Regions from separate parts of the Homo sapiens genome. Here region 2 is linked to region 1. The links are chromatin contacts, found by Hi-C in ENCODE. All regions are on one chromosome and are shown on one strand. The core of a region is the stretch at or near the end of the contact, and the rest is flanking DNA. Distances in the headings are between cores, read along the strand shown.

Region 1 (4,760 bases), core at 1,530-4,029:
TCTGATATTTATTCATCCCTCTGCTGTAATTACTGTGCTAGACACTGAGGATGCAGCAGTGAATCAGGCAAGCATCCTCCCCTCATGGAGCTTACAGTCTTTTGGGGTATACAAGCAGTAAATATGATTACTGTAAATAAACTGCTATGAAGAAAATATGCCAGGGGTATGCTAGTAACTGAGGAGATGTGGCCTGCATTGAACAGCATGGTTTTGGGGAAGGTGATCTGAGCCGAGACCTCTCAAAGATAAAATGCCCCTTTCTAGTGAAAAGTTGGGGAATGGGCAAGCCAGGCAGAGAGAATAAAAAGTGCAGAGGCTTAAAGACAGGAGAAACATGTGGTAGCCCAGGAGCAGAAGGAGGCTGAGTGGCTACAGTGTTATGAGAGAGTAAGCCAGGAGCGCCTGTGGGAATTGGCACCAGAGAGGTCCTCAGAAGCCAGGTCTTCAAGGTCATGGACACATGGGAAGGAGGGATTTGGAATTTACTGCAAGAACAATAGGCAGGGTTTCAAGAAGCCAGGGTCAGTTATGGGCTGACTTGCAGTCTTCAATGTGGAAAATGTTTTGCTATTGGCAAAGTGGCAAGGGGGAGGCCAGTTAGGACACTATTGCAATAGGCAAGGCAAGAGATGAGAAAGGATTGAATGGGGGTAAGAGCAGAGAGAAGTGCGCAAGATCCAGTGCATGTGCTGAGGGAAGACCGGCAGGACTTGCGTAGTTAGATGTCTGGGGAAGAAAGGATTCAGGATGACTCCCGTATTTTATATGTCCGTAGTTTGCTCTCCATTATGATAACATCTCGGGCTCTTTACTTTTCATGCCCTGCTTCAGGATCTTCGCACCTGATATTTCCTCTGCACACAATACTCCTCTAGATGTTGGCATTTCCTTCGATATCTTCTCAAATGTCTCCTAATCATCCTATAAAACAGCACCAACCCTCTATCCCAATCACTCTCCTTGCCTTATTCATCTTCAGAGCATGTAACTACTTGACATTGGTTGATTTGTCTGTAATTGTCTGATTCCCACAGCAGAAATTTCAGCTCCGTGACAGCAAAGGTTTTGTCTGTCTGTTCACTGTTACAGCCCCATAACCTAAAACCATGTGTGGCATATATGTCTTGAATGAATTAATGAGAATACAAGTGAATGAATGAAATGCTTTGTTGCTATAGATCTTGTCTATAGATGACTACCTTTCTGGTCAAGGCTTTGGACATCTCTTCAGTCATCAGACAGAGTATCTCTGCTCTAGACCTCGCTGGAGTTCAAGCTTGAATTATTATATGCAAGTTAATTTTACAAGCCTGGATGAGGCTACTGAAAACTGGAAAAAAGCTACGAGACTGTAACAACCCTTCATTCTTTTTCATTTCCAAAGCTCTCTCCCCATCTCAAGCTAGAAAATAGTGTAACCAGACTACACAATGGAACCACTCCTAAAAAAATTAATATTAGCCTCTCAGCTTTTATCTAAATGTACCACAGTTTAAGAGCCTTGTAAAATTTGTTCCACAACTTTACTATAGGAAACCTTATTATAGAAGGGACACCACAGAACTCAATGGCCCACACATCAAAGTCCTCGAGTTTAGGACTGAAGAAAAGTCTGCTTTTGTAGAAAATGTGTATGCTTCATGTTCTCTTTTACCAGACAATGAGAATAACTCATACTGATTCCTCATTTTTCCTTGACTTCCAGGAATGTCTGTGATAAATTCAGGGGACAATTGCGAGAATTATCCTCAGCCATAAGTCCCTCACATGGTTATCACCTGTCCATTATGTATCTTTTTGTCCTTCATTTTAACATTTCTTTTATACATGGATCTTAAAGCTGCCTGAAATTCTTTCTGAAGGTAGATGGTTACATAATAAGTGACAGGGAACCATGAACTTGGATGGTTTATAAAGAACCTAGATTCCGGACCTGCCTCTTTAGCAACAGCTGGATGACCACTTCAGTCATTTATACCTCAGTGCCCACTTTTAACATCCTTAAACAAGGACTAATTGTCTCAAGTAATTTTCTTCAAGTCCTAAGGTTTTTACTGGCAGAGCTAAGACCTCTTAACGTGTCTGAGAAGAGGCACAGTTTTCACTAGTTTAATTGCAACTGATTTATGCTGCTGTCAACACCATAGCATCCAAAAATAACTTCTAAATGACAATCCATTTCTAACTCACCACACCCTCAAAGTATTTTGTCTACCCCATATTAATTAGCTAATTTTCATTTATGTTTAAAAATATATATATAGATTTTTTTTTTTTACCTCTTCAAGCCGTGTTCTTGTGGAGAATTGATTTGTTGTACCCATTACCATGTGGGCTATGGAAGATGAGCCAAGTTCAAACCTAGAGAGGGAAATATTCAAAAACGGGTTGTGAAATACTTATTCATTTAACATATATTTTAAGGGCCTCCTATATATAATAGCTTTCAGCTAAAAACTGATCGGTGTGAAAAATACAAAATATGATGTCTATCCAATGGGTTAAGATCTAGCTGTAAAGAATAATACACACCAACAGCCTAATAAAAGGTTAAGTATCCAACAGAAAATGACAGAAGCAGGAAATGCTATAAGAGTTAGACAAAGACAGATGTGAACAAGCAAATGTGTTCATGGAAGGCCTGGGCTGAACTGTGAGGAGGAAGGCTTCAGATATGTCCATGGGCTCAGGAAGGGGTTATGCCAGATGGAATGGAAAACATCCCTGTCCAGATTCACTAGTTAGCACTGAAGTCCAGTTTTATGTTTTCTACAAATATTTTAGGTATTTCTACTGCCTATCTTCAATCAAAAAGTACCTTTAGACTGTTACTGTTCTTTTACAAACAGCAAGGCTAAAACACAGTAAGGTTATGAACTTATCCAGTCACAGCACAATTTTTGGCACCACTTACTTTTGTACAAGTTTGTTCCAGTTTTTCCTCAGAAATTGCCAGGCCAGTGGGTATCCTACTGGGTTCCTGCCAATGAGTGTAAGAATTTGTGGAAACTCCTGAGTTTTTATTTTATCTCCCTTAAAGCTTTCATCTAGTAGCCTAGAAGGATTAAGAAAAGAAATGTTAGCAATGAATAGGTGATGAAACAGTTATGAATCACTGCAATAAAATTACTTGTAAAAGAAAAAAAAGTCTGCCAGTAACAAAGGTTAAAAAGATAAATGGGTAACCACAATCCTGATAAACCCACTATAGCTACATAATAAAAACTAACATTTATATAGTGTTCATAACACCCATTCTCATATACCCTCTCATTTGCTCAAAAGAATAGTTAAGGAAGAGTAGCTCTAGTAAATATTTTTAATATGTTGTCATTTTAAAGATGCACAAATGTATACACCTTTAAATATTTTTCCTAACACCTGGTTCTCCCTAATTATTTGCCTTTCTCATTAGATGTGTGCTGACTTGCAGTATGTTCCCAGCAGGATAGGCAATTCCTGGCCAAGAAAACAAAAATAGATGCCAGAATGATCTAATCTAATCTAATTTCCCTTGGCCACATGAACATGAATGAATGACGGACTCACCATTGAAGCTTTTCCTTATTTTGGGTTCTGCAGAGGGCAAATTCAATTTGGCTTTTCTCAGTACTGGACAAAGAAAACTGATATTTACTATAAAGAAAATCCCAGCCTTCTGTGCTCTGGGCCCCCACAGCAAACACTGCCAAGGTCACGTCGACAGGCAGGCTATAGAAAGGAACACACTCGGTGAGAATCTGAGGTGCAGTAAGTATGTTTAGAGGCATAATGGTGACTAACTATGAACTGCTGAACTTTCCCCATGATCAGAGAAGCATGCCTGGAAATATAAACAAAAACTACTGATTTCCTTCAGTTACAATTTTTTTTTTTTTTTTTTTTAGGACGGAGTCTTGCTCTGTCACCCAGGCTGGAGTGCCGTGGCTCGATATCGGTTCCTGCAAGCTCCGCCCTCCCGGGTTCACGCCATTCTCCTACCTCAGCCTCCCGAGTAGCTGGGACTACAGGCGCCCGCCACCATGCCCGGCTCATTTTTTGTATTTTAGTAGAGACGGGGTTTCACCGTCTTAGCCAGGATGGTCTTGATCCCCTGACCTCGTGATCCACCCACCTCAGCCTCCCAAAGTGCTGGGATTACAGGCGTGAGCCACCGCGCCTGGCCTAGTTACACTTTATAAAAAAAAGGCAAGAGAAAAATATCTAAAATTAGGTTTTAAGTAGCCTTCTCAAAAATGTGAAATGCCATTTTTATAAATACCTACATATTTAAATACTTTAATGATGCTGGGTGACTCCATAGGGGATCACCTTTCAAGCCAAAAGAAATTCAAACTATATTCAAAATTTACACCATGATCACAAGTCAGGACGGCAGTAGGACCACTGTTTGGATTTCTTTAAGCTGAAGCATGTAGGTTGTTGGCATAAATGTTTCCTGGGTGGGGTTTAAGCTCCAAATGTAAAAAGGACTGAAGTGTAGCAAGAATAGGGATTTCCAGATACGGTAAAATCCTACCTTGCTTAGACAGTGTCAGCAATTACTATGCATCCCTGTCAGGGAATTTGGAAGCCCAAAGAAACTACTATAAAATACAATGCATGTGTTTCTCTATGGCATGGCTGTCACCGTTTAATAAGATTTTGCATTGCCTATACAAAATGAGAATTATTCCCATACCATCCTAACTCCCCAGATATTTGACTTTTATGCATAGAAGTTCCCTCCTAGCATTTCTTAAAGTTACGAGATACAT
Region 2 (6,396 bases), core at 2,791-5,290, 2.1 Mb after region 1:
ATTTAAAAGGTAATCAGACATTATATCAAAAGCCTCCAAAAGTTATTCTACTGACGCAGCAACATAACCTCTAGGCATTTTTCCTGAGGAGATCAGAACTGTGAAGAAACATTGATCAATAAAGTAATTTACATCATAAAAGAAAAATGTGGCTGAGTGCAGCAGCTCATGCCTGTAATCCCAGCATGACTGGGAGGCCAAGGCAGGAAGATAACTTGAGCCCAGGAGTTCAAGACCAGCTTAGGCAACATAGTGAGACCTTGTCTCTACCAAAAATTTAAAATATTAGCCAGGTATTTTTGTAGCATGCACCCGTAGTTCCAGCTACATGAGAGGCTGAGGTGGGAGGATCATTTGACCCCAGGAAGCTGAGGCTGCAGTGAGCCATGACCATACCATGGCATTTCAGCCTGAGCAACACAGTGAGATCCTGTCTCAAAAACAAAAAGCAAATAATCTAAATATTCATCAAAGAGAGACCAGACAAATCTATACGATAGAATGCTGAGACACCATTAAAAATGGGGTTGTAGAATAATTAACATTCATGACATACTGTCAAAAAGAAGAAAAAGTTCCAAATTAATACAACTCCAACTTAATTTGGCAAATGATAATGAATTTTTAAAAATTAGAATGATGTACACTGTGATAATGTTATCAGTCCTATCTCTGGATGAACAGATTGATTAGCTGTCTTTTTTTCCGTTCTGCTTAATATCCACATATTGCTATTCTAACTAGACAAATCAGATATTTGAAAGAAAAAAATGCCAGTTGAACCCACATAAAAGGCTATTTGTAACATCCATTAATTTTAATAAGATACATCAAAACATATATTCTGTAAGTCTTGGGAGTTTTTCCAAAGCCTTGGCACATATTCCGAACCTCTAATATGCTGAAAGTTAAATGAAGTAAAAAATGGTATTTAGACCTTTTTTTTCTAACCTCCCTTGATCCTTTCACAAGATCTAATGCAATGCTGCATTCTCACACACTCTAAAACAAAACTACTTAGGGGTTTGGAGAAATAAACAGAAACAAGAAATAACATGCATGGTTACTTTCAGGCCAAAAGCATTATTTTTGGCTCTACTTCTGGCTGTTATGTAGAAACTTGGTAGGGGCACTGCTCCTACTCTAACAACAAATCTGATGTACAAAATCATAATTTTTCTGTTTAACATCAGAGAGATGAAATCACACGGCAACCTACACATCTAAATGTAAGGATATACAGGAGATTACAAAAAGAGAAAAAGAGGACTTGAACAGTGGCTCATTTGTGAAGAACACAGGTGACAGAAATCAAGTACCATACAAGCAGGTAAGAGGAGATCAGCTAAAATCTGCTAATGGCTGAGTGTACGCTATTGTGAGATCACAGGACCTAACAGCCAAAACTCGGAGGACCTGCACCCACTCTCAAGCACTTTGCCACGAACTTCCACCAGGTGCTCATGAGAAGGAAGACTGGAGAAAACTTTCCTCCATGGTACAGCCTTGGAGAAAGTGAGCAGTCACCTTTGTGGAAACAGGAAGGAAGCCTTGCCAGACCTTTCCCATCTGCTCAACTGAGGGAACAGAATAAGATCTAATACGGTTGCAAGAAAAGAAAAAACAAAAAGCTCTACCCTTCGGGGAATGGTAGCAGGGCAGGGACTAGAGTGGGGCAAGCCCCTCATTTGCCCCAGGCTTAAAATTTAAGGAAGCACGAAAAAACTCAGCAATCAAGACAAAAAATCTTATATCCTAAAAACCAAAGGATACTAGAAAAAGAAATTAGTCTTAGAATTTTTTTCCTTTTTGGCAATATAGCTTGGCATGGCACTATTACAGTTATTCAAAATTTTGGTATTTGTTTACTTAGGCCACTGAATAAACACCAACAAATTTTTAAAAATTAAAATTACATAAAATATGCTTTCTGAACATGACAGAATTAAACTACCAATGATTAACAAACATAGTTGAAAAATTTCCTAAATATCTGAACATTTTAAAACATACTTCTAAAAAAACCTGTGGGTCAAAGATAAGTCATATGGGAAATTTTAAAATGTTTTTAAATTAAGGAAAATATAAAAATAGATTTGGAAGATTCAGAAAAAGTAACGCTTAAAGAAAAATTTGTAGCATTAAATGCCGATATTAGAAAAGAGAGATTACATTTCTATATCTAAGCTTGCACCTTAAGAAACTGAATAAAAGAGGCCAGGTGCAGTGGCTCGTGCTATAGTCCCAACATTTTGGTAGGCCAAGGCAGATGGATCACTTAAGCCCAGAAGTTCCAGACCAGCCTGGACAACATGGTAAAACTCCATCTCTACAAAAAGAATACAAAAATCAGCTGGGTGTGGTGGGACACACCTGTAGTCCCAGCTATTTGGGAGGCTGAAGTGGGAGGATCATCTGAGGCCGGGAGGTTAAGGTTGCAGTGAGCCAGAATTGTGCCACTGCACTCCAGCCTTGGCAATAGAGCAAGATGCTGTCACCAAAGAAAAAAGAAAAGAAAAGAAAGAAAACAGCAAATTAAATCAAAAGCAGAAAGGAAGAAATAATAAATTGTGGAAACTCATGAAATTAAAAACACACACACACACAAAAATCAATGAAACCAGGAGCAGGTTCTTTGAAAAGATGAATAAAAGAGGAAGAAACACTTCTCAACTCATTTCATGAGGCAAACATTATCAAATCAAGGCCATTACAAGAAAAGAAAACTATGGACTGATACCTCGTAGAAACAAACAAAATCAGCCCAGGTTGAATACTCTTACTTTATAGAAATATCTTTAAAATTGCAAAATCACCTGTTTTGCACAATTTCTCATTCTTGGGAGCATATAAATTTCTTCAAGTTCCTTTTGTCTTTCTTCTTCTTCTAATCGTCTTCTTTGATCTTCTGGAATAATTTCCTCCCAATTCTTTGAATTTCTTTCAGGTTCCAACTCAATGTCATCCTCATCCATATTTGAGAAGTTGGCAACCTGATAAATTTCAGAATTTTAAGAGTAACTGTTACAGAAAAATTGATCCCTAAAAGTTTTTTTTAAGGGGAAGAACTGGCATGCTCCTTAGGATAATGAACATGGCTGTGGACTAAACCAAATATAACTTCTAAACAACCTAGATTCATTTCTTCATTAGGGCAAAGCAGATCAAACCAAATGACATCTAATAATCCTCTAGGAATGATTTTATTTTGCCCTACTGCTCAACAAAATTAGTAGCATCACAGAACTAAGAGCAGTTAACAGAACAACAAAAAAGTAATTTATACTATTAACATGCTAAATAATCTGCAGAAATTCTCAGACCAGTCCACCTATCAAGTATTGTAGAACAATCTAATATCATTTTTATGGTCACAAAAACACTATCTAAAGAGCTACTGGCAGAGACATAGAGCTCTTTGAGAGCACACTAATTTCTGTGAGGATTACATAAGATAGCACATTTAAGGTACTATGCAAGGTCTGGTATACAGAAAGCACCCATTAAGGCTAACTATCACAGCCGGGCGAAGTGGCTCACGCCTGTGATTCCAGAAACCTTCACCTCTTAACCAGGATTACTCAACATTCTGTCTTATCTCCCCCTGCTATAGCTCTTTCCTCACTACAGTCAATCAACCACAAAGTAGTCAGAATGATTCATTAAAATTATAAAAGTTTTTTATTCACTGTGTGGGGTACACTGTAGGTGTTCCATAAATATTTGTCAAATGAACACATGAAATGAATTGATCTTTAAAAACCACAGTTCAGAGAAAACAGCTAAGATGTAGAGAAACCTGTTTCTTCAAACAAATGGCACTTAACTTACTCCATGAGGTCAGTTGACTTACGTTGTTTTAGGACTCCTTTCAACTCATTGACCCTCAACAAACCAGGGATATTAAGTATCAATATATAGTAGCTTATTGCTTACTTTGACTGATTTACTTGAGTTTTCTTATTTGTGATAAGTTAATGTCAAAAACTGCTTCAAAAAAATATCAGCTGAAAGCTTTCAGTCATGGAAATCTAAGTAAGAGATCACACTGATTCATTTATTTACCTAAGTATTTAAGGACATGCTATTTGCCAAACACTATTCTAGTTGCTAATTAGGAAACAACAGCTCTTTCCACCCAACTAAATGTAACTTCATAAATGGGTTTGGTCTCTTTCAAATCAGTTTGCTACTGGTTTGTCTGAACAAGAGAGAGTAGTTTTTACATAACACAGCAATCTTCCTGATTATGCTTAAAGAAAGATTAACAAACCACTAAATGACATAACTCAATTCCTCTCAATTTATGTAATTACAAGGAAAATTTTGTTTAAATCTACCTTGAACTGGGAAAGCAATTCATCTCCTACAGTTAAAGGACCTGGTTCATTTTCATGAGTTTCAGCTCTCTTCAAGATTTCATCTATATCCATTTCCTATAATTAAAAAGACAATATTTAAATATACTTGAATCCTTTCATCCTGTCAAATATATGACACATATTCTGAGGCAGGCCTTTTTTTTTTTTTTTTTTTTTTTTACCTGGGGCTCTTGTTCTTCTCCTTCAGGTTCCTTAAAAAGTTCTTCAGCACCAAACTTTAAAATGGCTGATAACTCTTCTTTATTGAAAGGAGTAGAACTAAAACAGGAAAAACAAAAATGCTTAACATTAACAGTTAAAAATATAACAGTTACACAGCACTTTTATTAATTACTGACATTTTCACCTTTACAACAGTTACATGAAGAAGTTAGACAAATCAAGTATTAGAATCCTTTTTTTTTTTTTTGGAGACAGTGTCTCCTTCTGTCACCCAGGCTGAAGTGCACTGGCACAATCTTAGCTCACTGCAACCTCCGCCTCCCGGGCTCAACTGATCCTCCCACCTCAGCCTCCTGAGTAGCTGGGACTACAGTTGTGTGTCACCATGCCCAGCTAAGTTTTTTATTTTTTGCAGAGGTGGGGTTTCACTATGTTGCCTAGTGCAGTATATTTATTTTAAAATAAGGAACTTGAAGCATAGAAGTGAAAGAGATTACCCCTAAAATTACAAATCTGTAGCGATGAAACCAGGTATTTGAAGTATGTCTTCTAACTAGAAATTAGTCCAAAGTCTTCCAAAATATAAAAAGTACAACTCTGAATACATTTCCTCAATGATCTACAGTGATGTAACATATCAAAAATATGAGTTTACTGACTCTAAAATGACATTTTTTTAATAATCAAGTAACCACCTTGATGGGGCAGAACCTGTATGTAGTACTGTCTTCCCAGTTGTGTCCATTCTTTGAATTACAAGATGATCTAAAACCATCTTCTTTTTCGCCCTTTCAAGAATATCTTCTTCAACTGATCCCTTTGTAACTAGACGATAAATATTCACCTGTAAAAATACACATGAGGAAACAAATTGCAGTATAAAGGATTTGTTTTGCTAACCTCAAGTGCCTAAACACTGGCACACAAATTGAAGCTCATTCTATATGAAGTTTTCACTGGTTAAAAGCAAAATGAAAATTTAAAAAACATGTTTAAAGCTAGAGTTCCTCAACTTAAGGGACTATTTTGAAACTATATCCTTCCTTCCTTCTTAATATTTTGATAAGGAGATTGCATTTGCTTATTTTTTTTTAAAGGAATGACAGTAATTTTTATGTTATGATTTAGCTGGGGAAAATGGGGGGGGGGCATGTAAACTTCTGATAGCCTTCTTATACTCGTTGCCTTGATTCTAATGTTTCATCACTCTATATAATGCAAAATTCTATGAACTACTCCCCAAGTTAATAAGAAACCCACCATAAAACAAACTCTCCAAAATTGAAAAGAATTGGTGTAGTAAATTTTCCCTATTTCTCTAGGTCAAAGATTCTGCAGTAAATTTTCCCTATTTCTCTAGGTAAAGGTTCAGTACCACCATTTAAGGGTATGTTGTTACAATTATAAAATGGGGTCACGTTTACATGTGGAGAATCTTGTAAGCACATGGACAAAATATAGACTAACAGAAAGGTAGCATATGCTACTCAAACTCCCTTTCAAGTTAAAATAAGCAAGTAAAGACGTTTTAAAGTTTTTATTATAAAATGAAAAACACTGCATTTTATAGTTACGACTAGAATACGGGATCAAAACAGAATACATGATCCTATATATGCATAGTTATCTCAATTCTGTCAGACTCTCCAGGTGATTTTGGTAAACCAAGCTCCTCAGTATCCTATCGGTTAAACAGTAGTATGACTGTTACAGTGATCTTATCCTCTAGAGGATAAACTGAAATCACTTCCAAAAAAAAAAAAAGAATTCTAAAACAGCAATATAATATAAATTAAAATTAAAAATACCTGTTTCTTTTGCCCAATTCGATGGGCTCTAGCCTGTGCCTGAA

Evidence for each region. Hi-C counts contacts between places; a loop is a spot of excess contacts on that map. Pooled maps may share reads with other maps.
Region 2: a loop to region 1 is called in a map of naive thymus-derived CD4-positive, alpha-beta T cell, with 4 times the contacts of the local background. The contact joins two enhancer-like sites. A Hi-C loop is called at or near these places in 4 of 168 maps with a recorded cell type or tissue (CD4-positive, alpha-beta T cell, CD8-positive, alpha-beta T cell, esophagus muscularis mucosa and 1 more) and 11 of 50 pooled maps.

Annotation. Positions count from the first base shown.
Region 1 is chr5:96,778,141-96,782,900 of GRCh38, forward strand. ERAP1 (endoplasmic reticulum aminopeptidase 1) reads right to left here. Exons shown (of 19, transcript NM_001040458.3): 16 at 3,553-3,714; 17 at 2,918-3,058; 18 at 2,283-2,364. Among named protein-coding and RNA genes, the nearest start is that of ERAP1, 27 kb to the right of the region's middle. RefSeq lists an enhancer at 2,232-3,431. Within about 2 kb of position 2,780, at least 2 of the 41 ENCODE cell types and tissues checked have a DNase peak (open chromatin) inside an H3K27ac peak, as active enhancers do.
Region 2 is chr5:98,876,736-98,883,131 of GRCh38, forward strand. CHD1 (chromodomain helicase DNA binding protein 1) reads right to left here. Exons shown (of 36, transcript NM_001270.4): 19 at 6,353-6,396; 20 at 5,240-5,388; 21 at 4,544-4,640; 22 at 4,341-4,436; 23 at 2,817-2,993. Among named protein-coding and RNA genes, the nearest start is that of CHD1-DT, 49 kb to the right of the region's middle. Within about 2 kb of position 4,041, at least 2 of the 41 ENCODE cell types and tissues checked have a DNase peak (open chromatin) inside an H3K27ac peak, as active enhancers do.